2 separate regions of the Homo sapiens genome follow, and region 2 is linked to region 1. The links are chromatin loops, found by intact Hi-C in ENCODE. Cell type or tissue: HCT116. All regions are shown on one strand. Each heading gives the region's core, and the rest is flanking DNA. Links, peaks and the distances in the headings are about the cores only. Region 1 has its middle 82 kb from the start of CCDC112. Region 2 overlaps ATG12 (autophagy related 12).

Evidence for each region. A loop is a pair of places that touch in the nucleus more often than their neighbours do. Peaks named below come from ENCODE experiments on the same cell type or tissue, not always from the same donor. Only the 100,000 strongest peaks of a DNase experiment are listed, where the experiment ranks them.
Region 2: it touches region 1 in a loop (3-fold over the local background); 3 of 110 quality-filtered maps call a loop at or near these places.

What each region holds. Positions count from the first base shown.
Region 1 is chr5:115,373,778-115,383,844 of GRCh38, reverse strand. No RefSeq gene overlaps it. Among named protein-coding and RNA genes, the nearest start is that of CCDC112, 82 kb to the right of the region's middle. RefSeq lists an enhancer at 5,890-5,969. In HCT116, for the core only: a CTCF peak has its summit at 6,307; DNase peaks (open chromatin) are centred at 3,684, 4,054 and 6,084; H3K4me3 peaks cover 1,428 bases; H3K27ac peaks cover 1,348 bases.
Region 2 is chr5:115,826,220-115,836,286 of GRCh38, reverse strand. It overlaps ATG12 (autophagy related 12), which reads left to right. Exons shown (of 4, transcript NM_004707.4): 3 at 3,623-3,685; 4 at 4,424-8,087. The coding sequence ends at 4,483. It overlaps LOC124901049 (a long non-coding RNA gene), which reads right to left. Exons shown (of 2, transcript XR_007058908.1): 2 at 3,405-4,036. Among named protein-coding and RNA genes, the nearest start is that of ATG12, 10 kb to the left of the region's middle. In HCT116, for the core only: a CTCF peak has its summit at 4,944 (motif pointing right); no DNase peak of the experiment used is centred there.

The DNA of each region.
Region 1 (10,067 bases), core at 1,320-9,319:
CCTTGACATCTGGTCAAGTTCTTCATCTTCTCTGCTAACCTTGAGTTCTAAGTCTTTGGTCCACCTTTATCACAAGTTCTGGGATGCCAGTTTAGCAAGAATCCGCCAACACTTGATGTCCCTCTTAGTAACTTTCCATCCACAGACTGCTTACTCTGCTTGCTGGCTATAAATCCCCGGCTGTCTGCTGCATTGAGAACTGAGCTCAGTTCTATACTAAAGTCTCTTTCCCTTCCTGCAGTAGTTCTTCCTGCACACAATCTGCCTTTATTGCCTTTAACTAGTGTCTAGCTTGTTTCTTCGACAACTCCTTGATCCCTAGACTAGGCTGACACCCATCATATGCCTCCTCCACTTTCCTGGTGACTGCCATAACACTTTATTGTAACTTCTATAACTGGGGGCTTTTAAAAACTGAATTGTATGTCCTGAAAGCAAGTCTTAGGTCTTATTTACCATCGTATTCCCAGCATAGCATAGAGCTTGGCACACATAGGATACAGGCAGTATTTGTGGAATAATGGAATGAATTTCCAGTGTTCTTCACTTGCCTGTATGGAATGTTTCAGCATAACAGGCAGTTTTAACCATCAGGGGGTAGTATGTTGAGCCTATGGCATGGATGAAAAGAGTCCATCTATTTCTTAACTATTGCACAACTCTTAAAAAGTCCTTCCTGCCTCTGGCCTGCCATGGAGCAGAAGCACCAAACTGATTTTCTCCAGCAATGGCCCCAGGTAGACCTGGCAGCTGCCTACCTCATTTGCTTACTCTAGCTGGCTCTCTCATCACCAGTGCCTACAATTCATTGTTGTACTCTCTATATTTGTTTACCTGTCTCTCTGCATTTTCAGGCTGCCACAAAAAATAGACTAGACCTAAACTGATCAAATTTTGTTCTCAGGCACAAGAAGTTCTTCATTTAATGTAACCATTTCTCATTTTGCATCTGTTTCTCTGCTTAATTATTCATTAATTCGTGGAAGTAATCGACTGGTTTTGATACATTTCACACACTAATAAAGAGTTTCACATACATCTTAGGTTTGATTGGGGGCTTTCTGTTATCTTGAAACAGAAGTAGCCAATAATTTCAAATGAAGGTATCTTCATTTTCTAATGTATTTTAATAAAGTTTGGAATGTAAGTAGAGGCAAACAAGACAGTAATTACATGAAGTGAAAATTATCTTTTAGGCAAATATAATAGGTTAATATTGGTATCAAGAGACCAAAGGGACCATCTGTAAGTCCTTCACAGACCACCAGGGTTGCACTCAGTGAAACCCCTCTTCTTAATGATGCTCTGTCATGGTTTTGAAGGTTTATGGAAAAGAGAATTCTGTAACCTTTCTGGCAAACCCTCCTAGGTGTTAGAAATGCTGACTCAGGAAAACCTGCGTCTGTTAATTTTTCGCTTGAATTCTTCCTGCTGCAGGTAAAACCTAATTCTGTTTGCCTTTTTGCAGTGTGGGAGAAAAAAAGATGTTAAGATTGGATGCCTATAATCTCATCTAATGAGTAATAGATATAAGATTTGAACGAAGACCTGATTCTAAAGCATGCCTTATTTTTTTTTCTTAACCAATGAACTTCCTTGCCTAGTTAATGGGATTGTTCAGTACTACTTAGGGATTTATTTCCCTAAGTAGCTTGGATTAAAGGTAATGCCCACTATTGGCCATAAATCCTTGTGACTCTAGCTCTATTTCCAGGAGTCCAGGGCAGTAAGGCAGCCCACAGGCTGCCTTTGGAAATACTGGAAATGGAAGCAGAAGACTGTAATGCGTCATAGCCCAGTGTGCTTCCTGAGCTAGCTAGAAAACTCTGTCCCTGGGCACCCCAGGCCTTTGGTACAGTTTTACACTTTTTTTTTTTTTTTTTTTTGAGATGGATTCTCACACTATTGCTCAGGCTGGAGTGCATTAGTGCAATCTTGGCTCACTGCAACCTCCACTTCCCAGGTTCAAACAATTCTCCTACCACAACCTCCTGGGTAGCTGGGCTAATTTTTATATTTTTAGTAAGACGAGGTTTCATCCTGTTGGCTGGGCTGATCTCAAACTCCTGACTTCAAGTGATCTGCCAGCCTTGGCCTCCCAAAGTGCTGGGATTACAGGCGTGAGCCACTGCACTGGCCTACGCTTCTTATTACCATACACCACTCTGACATTTGAAAAGTGGTAAAAGTTAATCTGAGCTCAAGAATAGTAACTATCTTAGATCCTTTGTAAAATGAGGACAATAATAGTCCCCACTTCTTCATTCTAGTGAGGATCAATGCTGTATTACATATAAAGTGGTTGGAACAGAGCCCAGTAGATAGTCAGCTCTCAATAAAGCTTGCGTATGAATACTATTTTTAAATTGTTGCTTCTATTATTGTTATTGTTTGAGAGCAAAATATTTAAACACAGCTGCAGTTAATTAAGAACCTCCGTAGTGAGGTTCCTGACTGGCCAATGACTCAGCTACTAAGAGAAAGAGGAAACGCCAGTAGTTGCTGCTAAAACATGCACACCCTTACACAGGTGCCTGGAAACCCTGAGAATTTTATGCATTTACTTTAGCTTTTCCCAGAATTATATCCACTGTTTTAGAAAATTTTAACTTACTAATAAAATATTATTATACATGATTCTTGTCCCCAAAGTCTTCCTTTGAAGTACTCCTATTTATACCATATAGCTCTTAAGTTTCTCTGTTTGATGATAGCGTATTGATTATTCACATCCAGAGATTGTTTTTTATTGTGTTATATCTACTCTTGAGATTTTTAAAAATTCTTGTTTCTTTCTTCATGTTGTATAGTTTTGTTTCACATAAAGATCTATTATCTTGCATTAATGTTTCTTAAATACTGTTTTTTACACTTCTTAAAACTTAAAAACTTTTTTAAAAAATTATACTTTAAGTTCTGGGATACATGTGCAGAATGTGCAGGTTTCTTACATAGGTATACACATGCCATGGTGGTTTGCTGCACCTATCAAAAAAACTTTTAATTATATAAATGCACAAGCTGCATAAAATTATTTACTTACTATAAAAACCTCCAGAAATGTAAAAGGTCCTTATAAGCACTTGTCCATACTTTATTAGCTTCAAAATATTGAACACCTGTTTAAAGTTATAATTGTAGAAACTGTCTTATTTTAAGGTATATAACAAATAAAGCTCAGAAACACAATGGCGTTGTTATAACGTGTCACCTGACATTGTCAACAGTGGATTAATTAATAGGCGTGGTTTCTACAGGATCATTAGATAGATTTTGTATTCATTTTGATCAGATGTTCATCTCTACACAAAGTTCGAGGGGAGTGCAAATATGTCATGGGAGTATGCTACCATGCTGTACCTCCACCCCAGCCAGCCCCTACCCACTCCACCAACAGCCCTATATTTGTCGATGTGTGAACTTGCTTGAGCCGGGTGGACTAGAAAATACCTAAAGGGAGTTTATTAAGAAGAGAAATGATATGTTTCAGTTCTTGGTAGCAGTCTAGATGCTGGTGAATGTTAGGCCACCACCGTCCATATCGTGAACTCTCTGAGAGACAACTCTGGCATGGCAAATGACGTGTGATCATGTGCATTGACTCATGCAAATATAAGAAAATCATTGACAGCTCAAGACCCTACTTTCAGAAGATTGCATGGGAACTGCTAACAGGACCTTCCGAGTACCCTGCCAGCTCACACCTGTTAATTATGTACACCTGCCCAGGGCCAGCTGCCCATGTAGAAGGTTCAGAGGCAGGTCAAAACTCCACCTCTTTCGGCTTCTTCCGGCTGCTGAGTAGCAGGAACTAGCCTAATTAATCCTGATGCTTCCTAAGCATTTAGATTAGAGAAGTAAAAGGTATCAGGAAGTCAAAAGATTTCTTTGGAGTTTTTTGTTGTTGTTGTTGTTTTAACTTTAAGGTCCTACATAAACTGATGTTGAATTTATAGAAAATTTTGCTTTGGAGATTGAGATGAAAAGAGTCTGATTTCTGAGGTCTAATTATGACTAATCAAACCGCCACAGGCACTAGATCAGAGGAATGCATACCTCGTCAGCATGAAAGCAGCAGGTAGAAACAGCTGCTCTGTGCAAATTTATCTGGACTGATCACAGCAGAAGAAAAGGAACTAGGTTTATGTCAGGACCTGGGCCAGAGACCAGAGTGACTTTTTTTCTAGGAAATGGCAACAGTGCCAGCAATCTTTTAGCACAAGGTATAAGAAAAACTAGTCATGCTCTACCTGAAATAATTTTTTTAATTCATAATATTATTTATTCTGTTACTGGAAAAATAGACATATTCTTTCTTTCTTCACTAGCTGTAATTTATAGCAGGCAGGAAGAGAGTGCTGGATTCCTAAGGGTTCTCTAAGGAAGTCAACTGCAATTCCCCACTTTTGTGCCCATAAAACAGCATAACATTAAACAGTGGACAATACAGGGACTTTCAAGATCATGGTTCACAAACTCCCAACTTGATCACACATCTCATTCTATATGTTTGCCTGGAAGTCCACCTCTTAGACTATACAGTCTTTTCTTGAGCCATTTTTAAAGTGAAATTTTAACTGTACCTATGTGGAATTTTTCTGGATTTCTTCCCATCTACTCAGTATCAATATCTACTCCATATCCATCTACTCAATATCTACTCAGATCCCTGCCTTGGAAATTGGAAAATGGAAGATGGGAGTGGAAAACAATATCAATTCTTAGTTTTTGGAAGTGAACCAATTTGCTCAAATATTCATTCTTCCAGAATCAGTCTTGGAAATAACCACTAGCTACTCTATCAGATAGTTTGTGCTGCAAGATAAACTACCCTAAAACTTGTGGCTTAAAACATCCACTATTTATGTAGCTAGCAATTTTGCAGATCAGCAATTTCGACTGAGCCTAACTGGGCAGTTCTGGTCTTGACTAGGCTCAATTATGGGTCTGCCGGGTTGACTGGGACCCATAGGGTGGCCTCTTGGTCAACTTGTTGTTTCTTCATGTGGTCTCCTCACCTTCCAGCAGGCTAGCCCAGGCTTTTCCACACTGGGGCTGGCTGGGACACTAGAGAGAGAGCAGAAGTGTTCAAGACCTCCACAAGTCTTACCTTGGAACTAGCACAATATTATTTCCACCACATTCTATTGGTCAAGTCACAAAGCCAGCCCAGATTCAGGGCCAGCCTACCGCTTGATGGAAAGAGTTGCAGGGTCACATTACTAGGGGCACAGATGCAGGGAGTTATTACACTGTAGTCATCTTTGCAATCTACCACACATGTAATGGAGGAAAAGGGGATCCAAATAATTTTATCACAGGTGAATTTTCCATAGAAGAAAAATGAGCTGATAAATAAATTATATGGATTTGTACCTTTAAAATAGTAATAAGCAGTCATTCTTGCTAATATTAATGCCATGAAAACAAAAACTACAGGGGCAAATTCTCAGCTTAGTTTTAGTCTGGCTTCCCAGATTTTATACATGATAAATGGAAGACCTTTCCCCTTAATATAACTTTCATTTTCAATAGTTTGTATAGATTCTTATTGCAGGCTGGGTTTTCTGGGAAGTAGACTCTGAGGTGGAGTCGAGTGTAAAAAGTGTTTATTAGGGATTGTCTCTGGGATCAACACCTGTGGAGAAGTGAAGAAGGAGCAGAGGGAGGAGTTGAATGATCAGGCAGGTCCACAGCCTCAGTGGACCCTGTGGGAGCTCTGGATCTAAATGCCCTGTCAGAGTTGTCCCAGGTTAGGCCACTGTGGCTGGGCCTTTATAACCAACCCTTCCTCTGTCAGTCACTGGATGTGGGCGTCTTCTGGAAAGGACATAATCTTAGGCAAGGTGGCTTTCTGCATCTAAGGCATTTCCTGAAGGTGCCCACAGATGCTGTCTGCTAACAGCAAATTCTGGGGCTGAAGGCCCTTCCTTCCAGATCCATCACAATGCTAGTAGAATTATGATAAGAGTCTAGCTACATACAACTAATTTCATCTGCAGGAGAAGCTACATGACGCATCATGTGATGATATTTATTGACTCTGTTGTTTTCCTCAGAGGGTTTCAAATAGCTTCAAGAAGTGTAGCTGACTCATAGTGCTGTTACTTTCATTTTACTGCTGGGGCTGAGCAATAAGTAGTAGGCTAACTGAGGAATTTATCAGCCATCCATGCAAGTAACTTTCATGCATATTTCAGGCTTCCTCTTCTCCCTCTGAAAAGAGCATTAATTTCTGCCATCCTACCCTCTGGCCAACAATTTCTGACTTGGTGGATAGGGATGTGGCTCTTTCTCCCTCTTCTGTCTGGATCACAAATTACCTTCATCGTCATGAGTGAGTGAATTTGTGCTAAGGGAGGACGGGGGACCACAGATTATCCCAACTCTAAGGTAGTCATACATATAAAATGCTAAGCTTGGCAAATAAATCTATTGGAACTGATTGTGTACAATAGTATTACTTTTTTCTTTTTGTGAAGAAATGAAGCACGCTCCCTTGGTGAATTTAGAATAGGATTTGATTTTCAAAAACTGATTTACATACAACCTTTCAATCATCTTCTGTACATGTGGCTGGATTAAGAAAGCTTTAGTTGTACTTCCGGTCTGATTATGGGATTGCCCTTGTAAGGGCCTTTAAGTAGTCTTTGCTAAAGTTTGACCAGCCATAATGAGAGGCATAATTGTTTAGTGGTTAAGAGGCCAGGTTCTGGAGTCAGACAGACTTAGATTGCAATCCTCTCTCTGACGCTTTCTAGATGTGTGTTATTGGACAGATCAGTCAATCGCCTAAAGCCTCAGTTTCCTCCTCTATACAATGGGCATCATAATAGCTGCTCCCTCCTAAAAAGATTCAGTGAGGTGATGCCCACAAAGAGCCTGGAACGGTAGCTTACGCCTGTAATCCCATCACTTTGGGAGGCCGAGGTGGGCGGATCACGAGGTCAGGAGATCGAGACCACGGTGAAACCCCGTCTCTACTAAAAACACAAAAAATTAGCTGGGGGCGGTGGCGGGCGCCTGTAGTCCCAGCTACTCGGAGAGGCTGAGGTAGGAGAATGGCGTGAACCCGGGAGGCGGAGCTTGCATTGCAGTGAGCCGAGATCTTGCCACTGCAATCCAGCCTGGGCGACAGAGCGAGACTCTGTCTCAGAAAAAAAAAAAAAAGAGCCTGGAACAGGCCCCGGCACTATCAATCTTAGTTCCTTTTCTTTAGGATGAAGATGACAATGACGGTGAGACATTTGGTCTTTGCCTTCTGCTACATCCCCACAAACACTCCTCTTTATGGTCATCTTAATCTGGTGTTTCTTAATTTGTCTGATGCAGGAGATCTGAAGCAATAGGTAGCAGGTAGAGGTAAAAGAATATAGAGCAGACAAATGTATATTTGAAAATATATATTGAATAGATTCAGCTTTCAAAATAGCAAGATAGCATAGCATGGCTAAATTCTAGGAGAGTTACATTTTAAAAAATAGCTATGACTGTTTCAGTGCTACCTGAAAGCAGACACCTAAGGGAACATAGGGAGGGGTGTGGGGGTGCAGTGCCAGCCACCATGGGAGTGAATTTCTTGGGTTCAGGAACGGGGTCAGGGAGTCAGCAAGAGAACCAAAAGTCCAAAGTTTGTGGGCCTGTGGGAGGGACACAAAACCACAGGCTTCTTACGCCAGATCCACTGGTGGCTGCCAGTAGTGACAGATTGAGAGGGCTGACAATACACAAGGCAATTTGAGAAGGTTTCTAAATATAAGGACTTTTGACGTCATCCATGTAACCTCAGCTGTTCTATAATAAGGCTTAACCTTTGTCCACTCTGGCACAAGACTTCATATGTCACAACAGTTTGTCACAGAGAGGGACAATGCTAGATTTACAAACTATGAAGATATTTCAGGCTGGGCCTGGTGGCTCACGCTTGTAATCCCAGCACTTTGGGAGGCCGAGGTGGGTAGATCACCTGAGGTCAGGAGTTCAAGGCCAGCCTGGCCAACATGGTGAAACCCCCTCTCTAATAAAAACACAAAAATTAGCTGGGTGTGGTTGCACACACCTGTAATCCCACCTGCTCGGGAGGCTGAGGCAGGAGAATCACTTGAACCTGGGAACTGGAGGTTGCAGTGAGCCAAGATCACACCACTGCACTCCAGCCTGGGCAACAGAGTGAGACTCTGCCTCAAAAAATAAATAAATCAATCAATCAATAAAGATACTTCTTAGATATGAGCTTAATATTCTACAGTGGAAGAGAATATCTCCACTTTGGCCATAGTGATTTATTCATGCATTTCTAGTTTTGGTATACTCTAATTTAGTTGGCAGTGAGAGGAAACTGGTATGTTCTATTTTACCAAGCTGTTTCCTACGTTCATACTCAGGTTACCAACTTTCAAAGAGCTGGTTACCAACTTTCAAAGAACTGGAATTCAATGAAATGCATTAACATTGAAGCTATTAATTTATTCTTTCTTTGGCAATTTAGAAGAGCTTTGGGATCTGTTGGGATCTCATTGTTTCGTTATCACCATGTATTTCTTCAGGTTTAGAAGATGTAAGCAGCTGAGCCCAATATATGTCCAGAAGCTATCTTGTGAATATGTGCCTAGTATCTGATTCTAGACTTCATGCTACTTTCTCACAAAAGCATAAGCTTAGGAGCTACCTCTGGTCATTTGAGTCTTCTCCTTGTCTGGATTCAGAGTCAATAGGCTTCTCCCATTGAAGTAGCCCTCATTTTATGCCATCCCCAAGACATCTTAAAATGGAGCAACAGGCAGTACTCCTCAGGAAGGGAAATGTTGGGAAATGCTTTGCCTGGGGATCTCAGACCCACACGCCATCTCCAGGCCTTGTGACAGAAACCCTGGGCTTGAATATGGCCTACCTGGTGTTTCAATCTGATTCTGATAGCAGAACAGTGAAACTAGTCTGAAGGATTTCATTTTAAGCCTTCAAATAAAGTGTCAATCACTTTCAGCTAAGCAGTTTACAGTCACAAACAAACATGACCCGTATCTTCTAAGGTCTTTTGTATCAAAGTGTTTTTGTTATTTTTGTTCTAGCTGTCTTATTACTTTTCAAAAGTAGAAAAAATATGTAATCGAGTTCTTGATCCTGCAGTGTGTAGAATTTAACTATAAAGTGTGATACTTATTTTCTTGGATGGCTGATAAATGGACTGATTTCAAGTGGGAGTCCTAGGAGGGACTTGAGCAACACACCAAGTGTACAGTCACCTTTAAAAAGGTATGGTTTGCCAAAACAAAGATCTTAAAGGACTACACCACCTATCACTTGGCTTGTACACCTACTGAGAGCTGGCCAAATTCTTCCCCGGCTAGATAGCCAATAGGAACAAACTTCTCAGCTCCCTGCCTTGGTTCCTGACCTATCACCTGAGCATCTCATCTTGCCCTATTTGCTGCTCTTCCCCTAGCTGTTGACCTTCTAAGCATCTTAGCTATTGCCTGGCCTGCAGTCTCTGGCCTCACCTTTGCCCATCAGACCTGGTGCTTGATTGCTTCTCCCATTCCCTTGCCACCTACCTGGGACTCCAGTTTACACTCTGCTTGGATGACAGCTGCCCTCTGCTGCCTGTGGTAACACTTTCACCCAGTCTTTTCCCCAAGGCTAGTACATTTGTGGGGGTTGAGGGGTGCAGAGGGTACTCTTGGTTCAGGAAAAAGATACGGCTAAATTGGTTTCATAACAAAAATCTTTTAATGGATTCTAAACAGCTTTTACTGGTTCTGCAACATGTTTATTGTGAATTGAGTAGGTCCAACATTTTTTTCTTATCCACCGATTGGCAGACATCTATTGAGACCTACCAGGTGGCCAGTGCTAGGTTTGGCATTGGGAAGTTACCGTGTGATCTTAAACCCTGAGGAGGATGTAAGGGTGATCCCCTGGCTGTGAGATCCGTCTCCCCACATATGGAAGAGTTGACTGCACTTTTCTTTACGGTTGGCAGACAGTCTATTTTCCATCCCTAGTCCCTGTGGGCATCTCCTGAAGCTGTCAAAAAAGAGCCAACCTTCCCAGATAGACGGTTCCTGCAT
Region 2 (10,067 bases), core at 1-8,000, 450 kb before region 1:
CCTGTATTCATTCAGTAACCTGAAAGGACTTGATTGATACCAATACATAGTAGGTTGAACCATATAAAATTGCCATCATTCAGCCATTTTACCCTATGAAAACAATTTCATAAGGGTTAAATTAAATCCTCTGTAGTGAATATGATTATCCTTTCCCATTTAAGCAATAGGAAACATAAGAATTATTTTGTCATTTTCCTAGATTAAACTAAAACTGATACCTCCTGAATTTTATCTAGCAAAATGGATGTTAAAGGAAAAAAAGTAATGCTAGGAATTCTGGGAAGATGGTGGAATCAGAAGGTACACGTGAATCTCTCTGAAATTCTCACAAAACTTAGTCAACTAGATAGCAAAACCAAAAACCCCTGATTAGTATTTGTAACAAAACTAGGTGATAAGGTATCCCCATGAGCCCCAAAACACATGTTGGTGGGGACAAACCACCAGCAACCACAGGACCTGCATGGTATCAGCATCTGTGCTGAAAGAAGCAGTAAGAAACAGGGTTGGCATCTGACGGCACTGAGAAAAGTAGAACCTCAAAAACGCTAATAGATCCTGACCGGGAAGTAAAGTGAGCCAATTTAAGAATAGAAGCTGACTAAGGAGTTTTGCCCTCTTCTGTAGCACGTGATGACAATACATTTGCACTAAGGACTTGAAGGGCTCAAACAATCTCAAAATGGACCCAGGAGGGCTCTGGGACCCCATACTGAGGAGAAATTTCAGGAAGTGAAATGAAAATTGAAAAGGGTAGGGACATGAGAAAGGAAGGAAAGAGAAAGACCAGATCAAAATGGTGGGGAACAGAGCCTGGAAAGCTCAAAGCAGGCCTCCATCGTTTTGAATAGTATACAAAAAACAACAAGGGGAGCTCTGTGAAGTTAGAAAAACTACCCTAATTCACCTCATTCTAAAAGTTGAGGAAAACTAATTTCACATAAAAACAATAACAGGAATAACAAGGTCAAATCCCGTACAGTGTTACAAGAAAAACGAGATGCGGAAAAGAACAGCATCCCTAGAGACGATGAAATCAAGCCAGAAATATACACCTATAAGACAAGTCGAAAATTGTAACCTTGTATTTCAAAATGAGCTAAAAACAATAAGATGGTATAAGACATGAAAGAAAAACGATCAGCATTAGTAAAACTAAGAAATGAAGCTCAGGAAAAGAATTAGAAATAAAAGAAAATTATTTCAGAAATGGAGACTAAAGTAGGAGGAACATAAACAACGGATAATATGTTAAGAAAAATAGAAGATGAAAAAAATTTAAAAAGTGAGTCAACCTTTGGACAAGAGTCTGTGAAGAAAACCAGAGCAAGGGAACAGAAAAAATACTGTAAAAATGTCATTTAAGGTAAGAGATTTGAAACTACATATTGAAAAAACATCTGAAGTACCTGAGAGTATCAACCCAGAATAATGAACATCAGGATGCATTCTGTTAAAATTACTGGACTTGAAATCATTTGGAAATGTAGGGGACGGGAAAGAGGGCATGACTTAGAAAGTTAGGCTGTCGTCAAACTTTGACAGCAAAGATGCTTAAGGAAAAAGTGTGAAATAAGGCTTTCATATCCTGCATAACTGACTTAATCGGGGCACAGACTATTAGCAGAAAATGCTATTCCAGTGAACCATGAGGAATCCACTAGACAGAGAGCTTTATAACCAGAATAACTAGAGACATCAATTTAAAGACTGCTGATTTAAAAGCAGAAAGAAAAAAAAGCTGATTTAAAGGCAAAGTAATTAATAAAACTAACTAATTTTGTCTGCCCAAGTTCTTGCAGTTTGGAAATAATACTTCCATGGAATTTTACTTTCACAAACCTGGAGTAACTACATGTACTTTAAAGTAACAAATTATACGCCACTTAGCGATTCTGCAGTGGAATTGATGATGTTAACCTGTTACTTATATAGAGCTTTATAGTATGCAAACAGATTTATGTCTTTCTGTCTTTTGAACTAACTGAATTGCTTTTTTAAAATTTCCAGTTAACACCTGTTACAAAATCACATTGAATGCCTTTGGTTGGTTCTCTGCTCCATCGAGTCTGCTGTTTTCTGTGAACACAACACCATCTTACTCTTTGTCTCCTTTGCCTGTGAAGTCCTGATTACTGCTTTCTTCACCTGGTTAAATCCTGCTTATTTCTTATTTCCCACAAAGCCATCACTGACCCTTTTGCTAGGCTAGAGTAGTGTACATTTCTGTACGCTACATACTTCATTAGATGTACTTTTCTCACCCGTATTTATTCATGTGTGTCTCTGCCTCTCCTACAGATTATAAGCTCATTGAGGGAAGAGATCACATTAATCTTCATAGTTCCATGTACAATTCTCAGCACATCATAGACACTGATAAACTAAGCTGTTATTGAGAGCCCTTCCCCTCATTTATAATGTACAAGAGTAAAATCTGGATTTGCTCATAAATTGTCAGGCACTGAACACAAATTATATCTGTATTACAAAAAATTCACATTATAATGCACATTGTTTTCTGTTACAGTTCTGAAATTTTTGTGCCAGAACTCTACTCAGCCATAACCACAAATTGATATTTCAGCATGAACTATTTAAAGATAATTTAACAATAACGTCTATTGAGTACATATACCAGGCACTGAAAGTTAGTGTATTATCTCATTTTGTCTTTCCTAACAGACCCAAGAGGTATAGGTCCTATTATTTTCCATATCTTACAAATAAAGAGGATGAGAGATTATTTGTAAAGCCAGGATTCAAACCCAGGTGTGTCTCAGAGCCTATACACTTAATCACCACACTATATTGGCTAAGAGAGATGCAAGCAATATTGATGGTTCATGGTTGGTGATCAAAATAGTATCTGTCAACCAACTATTCTGATACTTTTTTTTTTAAATACTAAGTTTAATCCAGGACATTTTAGTCCCAAATTTGGATATTAAAGGAAAACTAAATATGTTACCTGCAAATAAAGTTTTGTTTTCCAAAAAGAAAATTATTAAAGGGCACTTCAACACTGTGACTTTAAGTACTAGAAATATTTTAGTAAAAACAGACTAAACTGAAACATTGAGCAGTGAATCCTTTAAAGAGCAAGGTTATAAGGTTTTAATTGTTACTTTTTTTCCTGCTTCATTTGCCTGTAAGTGACTTTATTAAAAAACCTAAGTATATATGTCATACATTTACCCAAGGAAAGTGTACAAACTACCTTGAATATTAGACATATTGATTTTTGGCTGTGTGCCTGTGTAATTATCTTAGGAGAAATTCTTTGTGGGTAAGTGGGGACATTTTTACGATAATGTAATTTCTTGAATAGCCAGCTCTTCAAAAGCTATTTGTAAAAAATATTTAAAAGTTTCTTAGTTATACAAAGTTAGGAACCACTGTTCTAGGAACTGGAATTGTGTTATTTTTATTCCTCTGGAGGAAAAATGAGATCTTCGTAATGATCTCTTTAAATTGACTATTTAGAAAAGTTAGGAGTTCAGAGAAGCTTTCTTCAATTGTGAAAACAATACAAAATAGCTAGCTGATTGGAATGCAGAAAAATGCAGATTAATCAGGATACCATTAAACATCTCTGTTTTTCCTTCCTTTCTTGTAGTTTATTTATGTGAATCAGTCCTTTGCTCCTTCCCCAGACCAAGAAGTTGGAACTCTCTATGAGGTAAAAAAAAAAAAAAAAAAAAAAAAAAAAGAAAGAAATTACTGCTTTTTTTTCTTAATCGAGTATGCACATCTGTATAATATGTATATTGTGTAGTATTGTTAATTCACATTTTTATTTCAAGAGATGGCATGCCATTCTTAATTTTCTGGGGTAGAAAAGATGACTTTCTTGTTCTGTTATCTAACATCTTGATCATAGAAAGATATTAATAAATTATACAATGATTGAAGAACCAAGGAATAAATTACATTTCAAAGTCATCTTCATGATTCTCATAAAGTAAGGCTTTTTCTTTATCTACATTTGATTTCTTCTACATTGTTCTTATAATCTGTTATCCAAATCTGCCTACAAGAAATTGAGAAAACAGCATAAGAATGACTGTTTAACATCTTACAGAGTCATTGTAATAGTTATTAGAGTACACATACTAGCACCACTACTAGAAAACAGCTAAAATTACATATATTGTGGTTGGACATGTAGAGAAAGGACAAGATTAAAATACATAAGCTCATTCATGCCTAAGATGCTTAAAGGACAGATTTTATTAAACACTTAGGATTATTAATATGTGTCTGATAGAAACAGGCATCCTTTGAAAGAGATAGCCTGTAACATAGGTAACTTAATATACGTGTGTGGATATTTATGATACATGTGGCATTTATCTTCTTAGTTTCATCTAAGAATAATAAAAGATTGAGTTTGATTTATTGCCTTTTTTTTTTGTAGTGTTTTGGCAGTGATGGTAAACTGGTTTTACATTACTGCAAGTCTCAGGCGTGGGGATGAACCACAAAGAAAATCAACTTGCTACTACATGAAATGGATTTTCACGGAAGAGACAGCTCTGAAAAGTTTTGATGCTTGTGGCAAGAGACTTAACAGATGTGATCTATTTAGTATGTGTCTACTCTATGTTTATGCATAAGAAAACATCCATAGCATGAATGGACTCAGAAAAATGTGATTTGTATTAATGCACCAGTCATCATAAAAGATGGTCATGATAGTACACCCATTGCTCCTACTTGTTACTATTATTGCTGCAGATCTGCCTCCAAGGTTGAAAAGGAGACTAAGACTGTATAAACATCTTCATTGTCAGTTCTCAAAATGACTGAAATTGTTTTCATGGTAAAAGTTAATATACTAAAGGGTTCCTTTTTTTTTAATGTTTACATTTATCTCTATGTTTACCTTTTTAGTCACATTGACCTGCTGGCTGAATACCTCAAATAGTCCAGTAGAGGGCAGTCCACCAGGCAGAAAAGGTTAGGCGTTTTGGTTTCACATCTTTGCTGGGGAATAATAGGGGAAATGGCTGTTTTTGCTAATTTTTAGCTAATATCTAGCCAGGAGAGCAAGCACATAGGACAGACTGAAAGACTGTAATTTTACACAATACACATGGCTTAATTATTTTATTGGGATACAGAAAAATATAAATTCTGGACAAATAAGTCATATACCTGTTTTCAGTCCTAACATTTAAGGATTCTTGAGTCCCAATCACATAACTGTGGTGTTACTCTGTCATTTATATGGTGTCAAAAGCACTTGATGAGTAAACCCAGTAGCATCTTTTTGAGTGTTTCATAATGCATTTTCCAACTTGAAAACAATAATTGAAAAATAGCCTTATTGTATATTTTATGCCATGACTAAAAGTGCCATTTTTACTGATGCTATTAGACTGATAATTTCTTGAAGTGAAATTTAACCTTTTTTTCTCTTTAGTATTATGTTTATAATGCCATATTTTTAGAAAGCATTCCAGATCAGGCATGGTGGCTTACACCTGTAATCCCAGCACTTTGGAAGGCTGAGGTGTGGGGATTGCGTGAAGCCACAAGTTTGAGACCAGCCTGGTTAGCAAGGCAAGATCCCCAACTCTACAAAAAAATAAAAATTAAAAAAAAATTATTAGGCTGCAGAGGCAAGAGGATCCCCTGAGCCCAGAAGTTCAAGGGTATAGTGAGTCGTGATTGTACCACTGCATTCCTGCTGAGCAACAGAGTGAGACCCCATCTCAAAAAAGAAAAAAAAAGGCATTCTAGTAAATCGAATGTAATGTGAATGGAATTTCAAAACAGGATCTAAGATGGTATGTAGTAGAATTCAAAGTAATATCATTTTAAAGTTAAATGAGTATGGAAAAGGTCTGTTCTCTAGTTTTGTCCAGTTCAGTTTACTGAAGGAATATATTTAATTATATTCATATATTTAACAAATAAAAATATGTTGAATTTTCGTATTGTTTGCCACTGAGGGTTCAGATGATAGACCTCAAAAAATCGAAAATACTGGTTGAAATTTGTAGCATCCATTTAGTTATTCTTTTTGACCTAAATAACTTAATAGTTTATTAAATCTAAGGTTAGCTAAATATGTAGCTAACCTTATTTGTTTTCTTTCCTAACAACTCTGAAGAATACATAGGACTTTGCACTTTTTTTTTTTTTTTTTTTTTTTAAAGAGACAGCGTTTCGGTCTTGTTGCCCAGGCTGGACTGTAATGGCACAATCTTGGCTCATTGCAACCTCTACCTCCCGGGTTCAAGTGATTCTCCTGCCTCAGCCTCCTGAGTAGCTGGGATTACAGGCACCTGCCACCACACCCGCCTAATTTTTTGTTATTTTTAGTGGAGACAGGGTTTTACCATTTTGGCCAGGCTGGTCTCAAACTCCTGACTGACCTCAGGTGATCCACCCGCCTTGGCCTCCCAAAGTGCTGGGATTATAGGTGTGAGCCACCGTGCCGGGCCTGGACTTTGTACTTTTTCAAATCATATTTAATTATTTCTTGATCTTTACTCAAAGAATTATTCTGCGCTAAATTTGCAACATTAAACAATAATTAAGCCTGGATCCGATAAGTTATTGGGTGACTAGAACCTACAACACAATTTATTTTTAATTTAAACTCTCAAGTCTGATTAAACTTGGGGGAAAAACTGAACATTCAGGTGATATTTTAAATTTTCTTTGTGACTAAATAGATGTCATTAATATCATGCTTCATCTTACTGTGCATAGATGACCCATGGCACACAAAGTATATGTATAATATTGCAATATTGTACTTCCATCTTTAAAAGTATGCCAAAGACTTCATAATGAATTCACCATATTTAAGGAATAAGGCAAATTAATGTTTATCCGAAATCAAAATGAGATTGGATAATTCCTGGAATCTGATTTCTGTAAGTTTCAGTCCTAAAGGGACCTTAAATATCTACTAGAACGAAGTACAGTGTATTTCTCAGATTACATGACATTAGTCAACCAATTTAGTTGTAACACAAAGTGAGAAAGCCTTAGGTGTTGAAGGAGTGTGAAAATAAAAATCTCTTTTCATGCAGTTTCTGCTTCATTTTCCAAGGATTATAATATGCTGAGTAAACTTTTGGCACTAAGGAAGCCAGCTACAGGCCACGTAATGAAAACTATTCAGAAAACAGTTCAGCAAATACTACTATTTGAATACAGTTCAAATCGTATTTATATAAATACTCTGCCTACATTATTTAACCCAAACTGGATTATTCACCATTCTTTGAAGATGCCTTGTGTTTTCTGTTATCTACTTCTGCTCGTGCAGTTTACTTACACCTTCACCCTTTCAAATCCTAACTCTTCTTCAAGGCCTGATTCAGATTTTAACTTTTTAAAGGCTATCTGAATCATTCAAGGAGAAGATACCCTTTCTCTCATAAAAACACTTAGAGCAAACTACCACTATTAAATCACTTATTGCATACTGCCTCAGAGCCATGTGTCCAGTTATTCTGGTTTTTATCTGGTACCCACACACACATAATACTTAGTACATTTCCTTATATGTAAATAATTAGTAATGTAACACATCGAGTGAATGAAATTGTGATTAGCAAAGTATGACAGCTAAAAACAAAGGAAATTTTGTATAGTTTAAGTTTTTGTACAGCAGAAGGTAATGGAAAATATTTGCAACATATGACAGTGTTTTTAATGTCTTAAGTATATGAAGAATTTGTTTCAATTGGTAAGAAAAGACCAACTGAAAAATAGGCAAAACATACCAAATTTCGATTCACAAAAAGATACAAATGGCCAACAAAACATGAAACACCTTGAACCCCATTGGTTACAAAAAATACAAATAAAAACAATGCTGACTGACAATAAAAATAATGTACATCTTGCTATTAGCAGAGTTGTGGGGAAATCCTGTCATATTTTGGTGAATAGAATATGAGTTGGTATATCACTTTTAGGGGGCCATTTGGCAATATCAAAAACCTTGAAACGTAAGTATAAACTTCAGTTTGTTCGTATAACCTGTCATTCACATATTGAGTGCCTACTATGTCCTAAATATTGGAATAACACTAATAAAGCTCATAAGAGACTAATAAAGTCCCTGTTCTTGGAGTCACTTTCATGTTGACTCAAGGGGGTAGGACAGATTTTCAGATTTGAATTTAAATCTCGGAAGTTTTTAAAATAGAATTTTTAGAAATAATGGAAAGTAATTTGATACCTGATACTAGCTACTATACCCATGTTTTCGTATTTAATATTAATGAAAGATAAAACGTGAGTAAAATCTTTAGAGGAATCCTTATAAATCAATTCCCATAGTTCCTTCTGTCATAGCTGATACACATGAATCTAGGTTGATTACTTCTAGTGATAGACAAAAAGGATGTCCTGTCCATTTTGAGATGGCTCTATTTGTTTCATAACTGCCTTTCTTACAACATGGCAAAATCTGCCTCCTTGCTTCCTCCAAGTATTTGTTCCCAGTTCTTTTATCTACATCTACAAAACATACCTTTCCCCCTTTCCTGCCCCACTTTTCCCAAGTCTTGTCTTAAGAATGATAAATCCATCCCTATAGTTGCTTAGAATCTTGACTCTCTTCCAACCCAGTTTCAATCCATCAGCTTTACTACCCAAAGCAATCTACAGATTCAATGCAATTGCTACCAAAATACCAGTGACATTCTTCACTGACATAGAGAAAAAAAAATCTAAAATTTGTATGGAACCACAAAAGACCCAGAACAGCCAAAGCCATCCTGAGCAAAAATAGCAAAGCCAGAGGCATCACATTACTGGGCCTCAAATTATGTACTACAAAGCTATAGTAACAAAAACAGCATGATAGAAGCATAAAAACAAGACACAGACCAAGGGAACAGAATAGAGAACCCAGAAGTAAATCCATGTATTTACTTACAGTCAACTCTTTTGACAAAGACACTAAGAACATACATTGGGGAAAGGACAATCTCTTCTATAATAAATGGTGCAGGCAGAACTGAGTATCCAAATGCAGAAGAATGAAATTAGACCCCTCTCTCACCATATACAAAAATCAGAATAGATTAAAGACTTAAATGTAAGACTTGAAATTATGAAGAGAAAATTGGGGAAACCAAAAGTTTAAGCTGGGCAAAGATTTCTTGTAAGACCTCAAAAACACAACCAATGTGAAAATGAGCAAATGAGATGACATCAAGCTAAAAAGCTGCACAGCAGAGGAAACAAAGTGAAGAAATATGCTACAGAATGGGCAAAAATATTTGCAAACTACTCATCTGACAAGGAATTAAAAACGAATATATAAAGAGCTTAATAGCAAAAAAAAATTAAAAATAGGCAAAAGATCTGAATAGGTGTTTCTTAGAAGATATCAAAACGGGCAACAGGTATATGAAAAAATGCTCAACATCACTAATCACCAGGGAAATGCAAATCAAAACTAAATGAGCTATCACACCCCAGTTTAAATGACTTATCCAAAAGACAGGCAATAATGGATGCTGGTGAGGATGTGGAGAAAGAATACTTGTACACTGTTGGTGGGAGTGTAGATAACTAAAGCTACTAAGGAGAAGAGTATGAAGTTTCCTCAAAAAATGAAGAAAAGAACTACTGTGTAATCCAGCATTCTCACTGCTGGTTGTAAACCCAAAGGTAAGAAGATCTGTATATCGAGATACCTGCATTGCAGCAGTATGCACAATAGCCAAGATACATAATCAACCTGAGAGTCCATGCATGGATCAATGGATAAAGAAAGTGTACATGATGTCATCTTGAGCCCTAAAAAAGAATGAAATCCTGTTATTTGCAACATGGAACTGGAGGATATTGTGATGTTAAGTGAAAGAAGCCAGGCACAGAAAAACAAATAGCACATACTCTCATATGTGGGAGCCTAAAAAAAAAATGCTTTTAGGATTGGCTGGCAAGATGGCCAAATAGGAACAGCTCCAGTCTGCAGCTCCAAGTGAGATGAATGCAGAAGTGGGTAATTTCTGCATTTCCAACTGAGGTATCCTGTTCATCTCATTGGGACTGGGTAGGCAGTGGGTAAGGCCAAA